Linked DNA regions of Homo sapiens: region 1 is linked to region 2. A link is a contact called in ENCODE Hi-C data. All regions are on one chromosome and are shown on one strand. Each heading gives the region's core, a stretch centred on a gene start or an enhancer-like site at or near the end of the contact. The rest is flanking DNA. Distances are from core to core; before and after follow the strand shown.

Region 1 (4,162 bases), core at 851-3,350, 1.2 Mb after region 2:
AGACTCCAAGTGAAATGGCTCAAGGTCATCGCTGTTAAACCCAAAGCACTGGGTGTGTTCTTTCCGGGGCCTTGAAGAACCACAGATGGGAATCAGTTACCTTTGCTCTAAACTTGAGCCATCCCTCTAGATGTCTTCCTTTTTCTTCCCACCCTTCCTCCTCCTTCTATGATAAAGTAGGGTACAATTAGTATTTTGATGATGAAATAGAAATTTTATACCTTTGATCCAATATTTTTTTCTTCTGTTTCTCTTATTTGTCTAACCATGAGAAGGCAAGCCCTACCCTAAACTATTTTTGAACCTGATATTTAGTAAATAACCACCAGCAGATGCATGTGAGTTGAGGTGGGAGACCCTTTTCTGAGCTGAGGTGGGAGATGACAGGTAAAGGCTAGCCTTAACTTCTGCCTGATGCACATTTGCTCTCTAGGCCTAGAGAGTATTATGGTTTACACAAGCTATGGAATTTAAGAAGAGAGAGCTCACTGTGTGCTGGGAGCATCCAGAGATATTCTAGCAATGGGTGCCATTATTGAAGAAGCACCTTGAAGATGGATCTGTGGGGTGGTGTGGGGAAGCAACATGATAAGGTCCAGGCCAAGTGTAGTGGCTCATGCCTGTAATCCCAGCACTTTGAGAGGCCGAGGCAGGTGGATCACGAGGTCAAGAGTTTGAGACCAGCCTGGCCAATATGGTGAAACCCCATCTCTACTAAAAATACAAAAATTAGCTGGGCGTGGTGGTGCGTGCCTCAGTCCCAGCTACTTGGGAGGCTGAGGCAGAAGAATCGCTTGAACCCGGGAGGTGGAGGTTGCAGTGAGCCGAGATCATGCCACTGCACTCCAACCTGAGTGACAGAGCGAGACTCCATCTCAAAAAACAAAAAGCAAAAAACAAACAAACAAAAAAGTTAAGGTCCAGAGGTTTAAAAAGTGCATTAGACATTGTGGGAAATTCACATAGCTTCACCATGCTGACATGGTGGAAATAATGTTAGGGAGATATTATGGAGTCATACTGTGGAGGGCCTTAAAAGACAAGCAGAGTCATTGGAATTTTATCCTATGGGCATTTAGGAGTTGCTGAAAGTTTGTGAATGGGAGAGCAGGCGAAGAAGAATGGTATTCTAGAAAACTCTTTTTAGCTGGGTATGCAAGATGGAAAATAACGGGAGTAGCTGGCAGAAGAAAGATTATAAGGAACACTGAACGTGGAGTCAAGAGGCTGACTATAATTTCTAACCTTGATTAGGTTAGTCCCAGATATAAGCATAAACATATATGATTATCTCCTCTCTAATATGCAAACCTGTGTGGCCTACCCTTCAGGAGGTCCTGAACATCCCCTGAATTGAGGGAGGTTAGAGTGCTTTGTAAACTCTGAAACTACAGAACAAACATGGGAGATAGTGATGCAGCCTGGCAGATGCATTGAAAACATGGGCAGGTTGGTGCCTTGGGGATGGGTGGTTGGAGGGAAGGTTGAGTGAATGCCAGCTCTCCATTTAGGAAGTATCTTTCCTCTGGAGGAGTATCCCCTTTCCTTCCTGGAAACTTCTGTGTCACCTGGCACAGACTGGGGGCTAGTGGAAGATGGAGGCATGTCAAGCTGGTAGTCAAGAGTCAAAGACAAGAAATCCCTGAGGTCTCTAGTAACTTCCTCAAGGGGAATAAAAAAAAAAAAATGACAAAGCTAGCCCTTTAACCCCAAGCTTGAAATCAAAATAAACAGTTGGGTTACTGTTTTGCAGAGTTGCTGAGTAATTGTAAAGGGCAAAGAAGAGTCAGTTTTCACAAGAAGATTGCTCAATGGAAAGGTTTTGCCAGTGGAGGTGTCTGGGAAGGTACAAGCAGAAGCCGGCTTAGTTATTGTAAGGAGCTGCTCATTGGAAGACAAGCCTTGGCCTCATGGAGAAAAAGGGTTAACATGAAACAGTGGGAAGCAAACTGCTGAACTGGGACTAGGTTAGGAGGGTTAAGAGAGAAGCATCTGGGCTTTCAGCCACCCTTGGGCTTCTAGTGGAAGCATTTCACAATCTCCTTTCTTCACGGGTTATGTCCTTAAATTGAACAGCCAGTGGGGGCATCTTGGGGTAGTGGAAAGTGTGTTGCAGGCCTGGCTTCAGCACTGCCTGGTGGTGTGACCCTTCCTCTCTGGGCCAGGGTTAGACTAGATGGGATGATCCCTGGGGCTCCTTTCAGATCTAGACCCCTAGGAGGTGTGGGGCAGGCGCAGCCTGTTTTATCAGATTTAAATTCAGAAAGGACAGCTACTGTAAATGACCAGGCTTTAGTGCTGGCAGTGACAGCTACATAAGGAATTTCAAATAAGGTCATCTTAAAGCAAAAGCAACTGCGTGCTTGCTGACCAAGGCTTGTGGATCAGATGAATCAGAAAGCTGGGACCCTTCTGAGTTCATGCTTACCAATCTGTGGGGTTCAGTGTAACTAGATGATACTTTCCCTAATCAACATCATGTATGGGGCAGCAAGTTCCCTTTGAACTTTAGAGAACATAAGCCACAGATGATTTCCCTCCCACTTCCATTTTCCCTTCTCAAGTCTTAGAAAATAAGATCTCTTCCCTTCCCCTTTCCCCCATTTCCCAAGCAGGTTCTCAGTGATAAATGTGCCACTTTCTCTCTTGCACTCACTTGCCCTTGTCCTTTCTGGTGAAAAGAACTTTACCGGTCCAGGCTTTGGGAAGTAGGGTGTCGGGGCATGAAGACAAAGTTCACAAAGCTCGACCAGCTGGTTCCTCTGGTGGCCCAGACTGGGCTGGGTTGTGTTGTGTGTCCACACAGGCAGAGAGGTACCACAGTGAGGTACTCTTTTATTTCTGAAGGGAAACCCTATTCTTCCAGAACAGTTCACAATCACCATTGACATTTTCTGGCCCTGCCTGCAGAATCCAGAGAAACATCCACATGAAATAAAGCTTTACCAAGTGCCAGGATTCAGTTTTAGATGAGGCAAATGACCCACAGGCAGATAAAGAAGGAGACAGGATAAGTGGAGAAGTCACTGTGATACCCTGTAGCATATGGGGATGGCCCTACAAGTATAGGGTGACTTCAAAAGAAGGAGGAATCACACTCAGATTGAAGATCAGAGAAGGCTTCATGGAAGAGATGACATGAGCTAGACCAATTATCAATGACAATTATCAATGTCATTATTATTTTGATGATTATGATTAAAGCTAACTTTTGTTGTTCTCTCACTATGTTTGAGGTACTGTGCTATGCCCTTGTATATTATCTCAGTTCCTCTTCATGGAAATCCTCCCCTGTTAGATAGCATCATTTTGTAGATGAGGAAATTGAGGCTCAGAGGTGATAAATTGCTTTTCCAAGGCCACCCAGAGAGTAAATGATTAGAGCCTGTGATTTCCATAGAGGTATGGATGTGAGATATTCTTAGTGGAGGGTAAGAATGACTGATTAGAGTGGGTACATCATAATTTTGATTGGGTAGGGAATCTGTGGGAGTTAAAGCCAGTGGGACTTGAAGACCAGTGAGAAGTTCAACTTTGTCTGCAGACTGCAAGGAGCCTGGCAGCTTTTGAGGAGGACAGTGACATAATGAGAAGATGGCTTTTGAGATGCTAATTTAGCCTGGAGTGCAAATGGACTCCAGGGAGGACTGACGGCGAGGGGATGGACTCAGAACTGGAGTCCAATCTTCTGAGAGGTGATGAGGGGTTGAGCTAATGGTGCCAGGCAGGAAGGAGAGTTAGAGAAGCAACCTTAGTCTGAGCAGTTGTCCGTCCATGCCCTTGCTTCCAGCACCAAAGGCACAGCAAGTAGAAAAGAAAGTAAATAAAGACAGTCTGCATGCTGGTGAGGTTCCACAGGTTTCTCGGGAGCTTGCCTGTCACTCATGTCTGATGTCAGGTGCTGGTAAGGTGGCTGCCAGTCTTTCCTCACCTTCAGGTGCAGGGCAATGCACCCTCTGAATTAGACCACTTTACCAGTCCAATTTGTATGTTTTCTCCATCACTCTTGTCTCCCCACTCCCAAAACCCCAAAGAAGTGGAATCAAATGAATCAGAGTTGTTTTCTTTTTGTTTTTCAAGTGGAATCAAGGTCTGAAGGAGAATACCTGGGCGGAACCAAAGATGGGATGCTCTGAATCATTAGTCACCTTCAGGGCATCAA
Region 2 (4,300 bases), core at 1,775-4,274:
GGAGGTGGGTTGCCATCTGAAGTGTTTTGCACAGGTCTTTCCACAAACATCTTTGGAAGAAAATGAGAGCCAGCACTGAACTTTTATTAATTGAAAATTACTCAGCAGTTTTAATCACTTATCCAAAGATGGAGGCTTTTGGGGGGTACCTGTGACAAAACCAATGAAATCCAAAGCACTGTCAGAAATGGAAGATCCTCGGGGGTCAATTCCTTCATTTCACAGATGGGAACACTGATGTCTTCTTGCACCGAGTCTTACTCAGGTCACACATGCAGGAGTTGGGAGATTTGGGGCTGTAGGAGAAATGTTATAACATCATCCCACCTGGCTTTATCCATTAACATCTGCTCATCTCTGCCCTCAGGGAGTCGTGGAGCTGGTTGAACAATACCAGACAGTACGTGGAGAGCCTTGCATTGTGTTCACCACCTCGCTCATTTTTATTCAAAATGATTCCAGAAAATCAATGTGACCATCTGGCCTCGGAGAAACTTCACTGAGGTCCCAAATGTCTTCAGTGCCCAGATGAATCCTTATAACTCTATTGAAAATACATTTAAAAAGCAGTTATTGATCATGTATTGTGATCCTGGTCCCAAGCCTCACACTGTCGTCTCCTTCCTTCAAGGAGTTAACAGTTTTATGAAGGGAAACAGCCATGAAAATGAACAGTCGCAGCTGAAGCAGGTAAATCAACAGTAGAAATCCACACAAAGATCTCGGCGCGGTGGCTCATGCCTGTAATCCCAGCACTTTGGGAGGCCGAGGCGGGTGAATCACAAGGTCAAGAGTTCAAGACCAGGCTGACCAACATGGTAAAACCCCGCCTCTACTAAAAATACAAAAATTTGCTCGGCGTGGTAGTGCACACCTATAATCCCAGCTACTCAGGAAGCTGAGGCTTGAGAATTGCTTGAACCCAGGAGGTGGAGGTTGCAGTGAGCCAAGATCGTGCCACTGCACTCCAGGTTGGGCGACAGAGTGAGACTCCGTCTCAAAAAAAGAAATCCCTACAAAGCCTGCAAGTTCACCAAGTCACTTCCACTTTACTCTCTTCATCAAAGGTAGTAAGCAGAACTGCATTTCCATTTGCTGTAATAAAACATAGAACAGCCCCAACTCATTAGTTATAAAGTGTGATATTCTGGGTTATTGTTTATCGAATTTGGCACTGGGTACATCAAAGGACACTGGTCAGTGTGCCCTCAGGAAAATAACAATTAACCTAAGTAAAGCAGGCAAGAGTCGATGCTAAAGTAGTTATTCAACCATGTGGAAAACACTGCGTACATAATCATGTACTGGGAAAAGTCATGCAATGAAAGTTAACATCTTTTTTTTTAAAGGCCTCCAAGAAAAGATGGGGGCTCTGGTTGGAAAGATGTGGCAGATGTCAGCTACCAGATGGCAAGAAGGAGGCAGTTCCGGACACAGGCTCGAAACAGAGAAGTTAGTGTGGGAAAGTGAGAGCAAACTGACCCCACCATGCAGAGAGAGTGGGCAAGGCGTGAGTAAAGACAAGGAACAAGAGAAAGAATGAGAGGAAATGCTGTTTGGTGGGTGGAATTTGTGTTTTGCCTCTAGAAGTGTTGTTCTGAAGAGGGCAGAAGATAACCACGTTGGCTGAAACAAAACAGTCTTTGCCCATCAGGGGACCAGTCACTCTTCATCAGTTCTTAACATCTCTCCTCTGGTGGCAAATGCCATCTAGAAGCTCCATGTCTTCACAGAACAGAAAGTCCTAGAGATCTTGATAACTCAGCCACTCATCAGAAAGCTCTTGAATGCTTTCTCAGAGTGCTGTTCTTGGAATGAAAGCAACAACTTTCGTGCCCTGAGTAAGATCAAACAACTTCTCATAACTCCATCATAGATTATCTGTGCTGCACATATGCTGTAGATACTTAACATGAATTAATACATTAGACAGCATACAGTGATGCTTAACAGACACTGCAGAGATGGCTGCTTTCTATCCACCTCCCTACACGTGTCCGTTAGCAATATAAAGCTAGGGGCCAGGGACCAGGTCATATAGATTGTTTGGGAACGTTAATTTATTAATAAGATAGAGATTACCATAAATGGAATCTTGAGAACAGCGCTGAGATAGAAAAAGATCTAGAACCTACTTTATGGATACCTATGACATAGGAGGGATAGGACGAAGCTGGTGCTAACACCAGAGCAGAGATAGTCACATTAGGTCAAGCAATCGCCCACAGCAGCAGTGTCAAGCAAGAGTCTGCTGAGCCTTAGGCATTACCCAAAGGCATCCGCATGTTCCAGGAACGGGAGAAATGGGATGGTGGAAGTTCTTCGGGCTCTGAATCCCCACTTCTGCTTTGACCAGAAGAACTATGGTTTTATCCATTTCACATAGTGGGTTTCCACAGGTGATTTCAAGTAATGAGAGAGTTCCAAATGTTTGAAAAGCGTGTGTACCGACACTTGTTTTTCATATTGCTTTACCACCCAAATCTGAATCCTTTATATTCTGGCTGTATAATCTAGAGCCGATTCATTGCCTGGGTCAGGCAGTCAAGGCCTCTCATGGTCTGGCTTAAACTTTTCCCAGCCTTTTTTCTATAGCTTCTTGCCATGCTCCTTACTTACCAGCCAGGCTGAACTAACAACTCACACCATGCAATGACCCATGATGTGCCCCTTGTTTAAAATAAACTTTCTCCTCCTTTTTGCCACAGTGCGAGGCATGCTTCCAGACTCAGCTCAAAGGTGGCTTTCCCTAAACTCCCAGAGAGAGGTCCTCTGCTTTGATAACACTCGGCACCTTTTCTTAAAATAGTACTTATTCAGTTGTAACCACGTGTTGGGCATGTCCGTTTCTTCCATTAGACTGTGAGCCCTTTGCAGCCAGGAACTGTGTTTTATACGTTGCTGTTTTGCTGAAGACTAGGAGTTGCCTGGCCCCTTCTAAGTTTAGAGTAAACTTTAAACTTTCCCATTAAAACGACAGTGACCAGTAGTGCCCACCAGATGGCAGTGTGTGGACATTTTTGCTTACCAATCAGGAGGGAGCAGAAAGGTTTTATAGCAACTTGCCTTTCATCTTTGTCCTTGCAGACAAACAAATCCTACAAACACCAAGACTTTTGACTGGGCAGAATTCACATCTGTGAATCAGAACCTTAGGCAGCCTTGTATTCCCTATATGCTGCTACTTTTTGAAAACACTCCTCTCGAAGATTGAGAAAGGATTATGCTGTTTGTGTTCCAAGACAGAGAAACTTAGGTTTGAATTTTATCTTCACAAGTGCAAGGTGACCATCTTTTCAGCACTTGGGAAGAACGACCACCCACATCCACTGACTGCTGGCGTCTGCTGAAGTTCCTTAACCTCCTGCCCACCCCCATCTGCCAGACTCAAGCAACAAGCAAAAGTCAGCCACGCATTCCATGCTTGCTTTTAAAATCACTATCTCCCCTGGGTTCCACTGGACAGCACTGTGCTTTTCAGGCCGGAGACCTACAGGTCACTTTTCCCTCTCTTCCAGGATAGAACTTAGAGGTACGCCCTAGCCTCCTTACCTGTGGGCCTGGGATGGTCTCTGGAACTTCTTAGAAGCAAAGGGGCTTCCAAATGGAAGACATCCTAGTCGAAAGGAAAAACAAAAAGAAACATCCCAGTGGGTCTCCCAGACGATACAAAACATTCAAAGGCAAGAAGAGTCTCAATTTCCACTTCTTTTCTGCCTCCGACATGGCTATTTTGTAATTTCCTCTGCTCTCTAACCAAGTGTTGCGTCTGCTGGTGTAGTAGTGCTACAGGTAGAGAGCAGGGAGGGGTGGCTGCCATATCCACCTGCATCCACAATGCTCCAGGTCCTCTAAACTCATCCTACCCCTATGGATTTTCTCTTTCTCCACTGCTAGAGCAGAGGTTATATTAGAATGTGAGGCCGAAAGATTCTGGAGAGCTCAGCTTCTTTTAACTAAGCAAGTCTCTTTTAATTCACAGGGAATCTCAAGGGTCTACCCTGGAGATGGGATCACTGGATAACTCTTCCCTCCTCTTCCTTCTGTAGATAGTGTAGTGGTTAAGACTCAGGCTCTGGAGTCAAACAGACCGGGGTTCAAATCCCAGCTGTGTCACTCCCTGAATCTATGACCTTGGATGAGTTACTTAGCCTCTCCAAATCTTAAATTCTTTATCAATAAATGGAGAAAATACATGTGGACCCCAGAGGGGACGCTGTGCAGATTAAATGATAAGGCAGGAAAAGTGTTTAGTGCAGTACCTGTGTCCATATACTAAATAATAGCATTAGCATTTGCA

The links. A loop is a pair of places that touch in the nucleus more often than their neighbours do. Pooled maps may share reads with other maps.
Region 1: a loop to region 2 is called in a map of vagina, with 4 times the contacts of the local background. The contact joins two enhancer-like sites. A Hi-C loop is called at or near these places in 2 of 168 maps with a recorded cell type or tissue (colonic mucosa and vagina) and 2 of 50 pooled maps.

The regions. Positions count from the first base shown.
Region 1 is chr3:187,953,092-187,957,253 of GRCh38, reverse strand. No RefSeq gene overlaps it. Among named protein-coding and RNA genes, the nearest start is that of LINC01991, 21 kb to the left of the region's middle. Within about 2 kb of position 2,100, at least 14 of the 41 ENCODE cell types and tissues checked have a DNase peak (open chromatin) inside an H3K27ac peak, as active enhancers do.
Region 2 is chr3:189,146,900-189,151,199 of GRCh38, reverse strand. It overlaps a transcript of TPRG1 not described here. Among named protein-coding and RNA genes, the nearest start is that of TPRG1, 23 kb to the left of the region's middle. Within about 2 kb of position 3,024, at least 4 of the 41 ENCODE cell types and tissues checked have a DNase peak (open chromatin) inside an H3K27ac peak, as active enhancers do.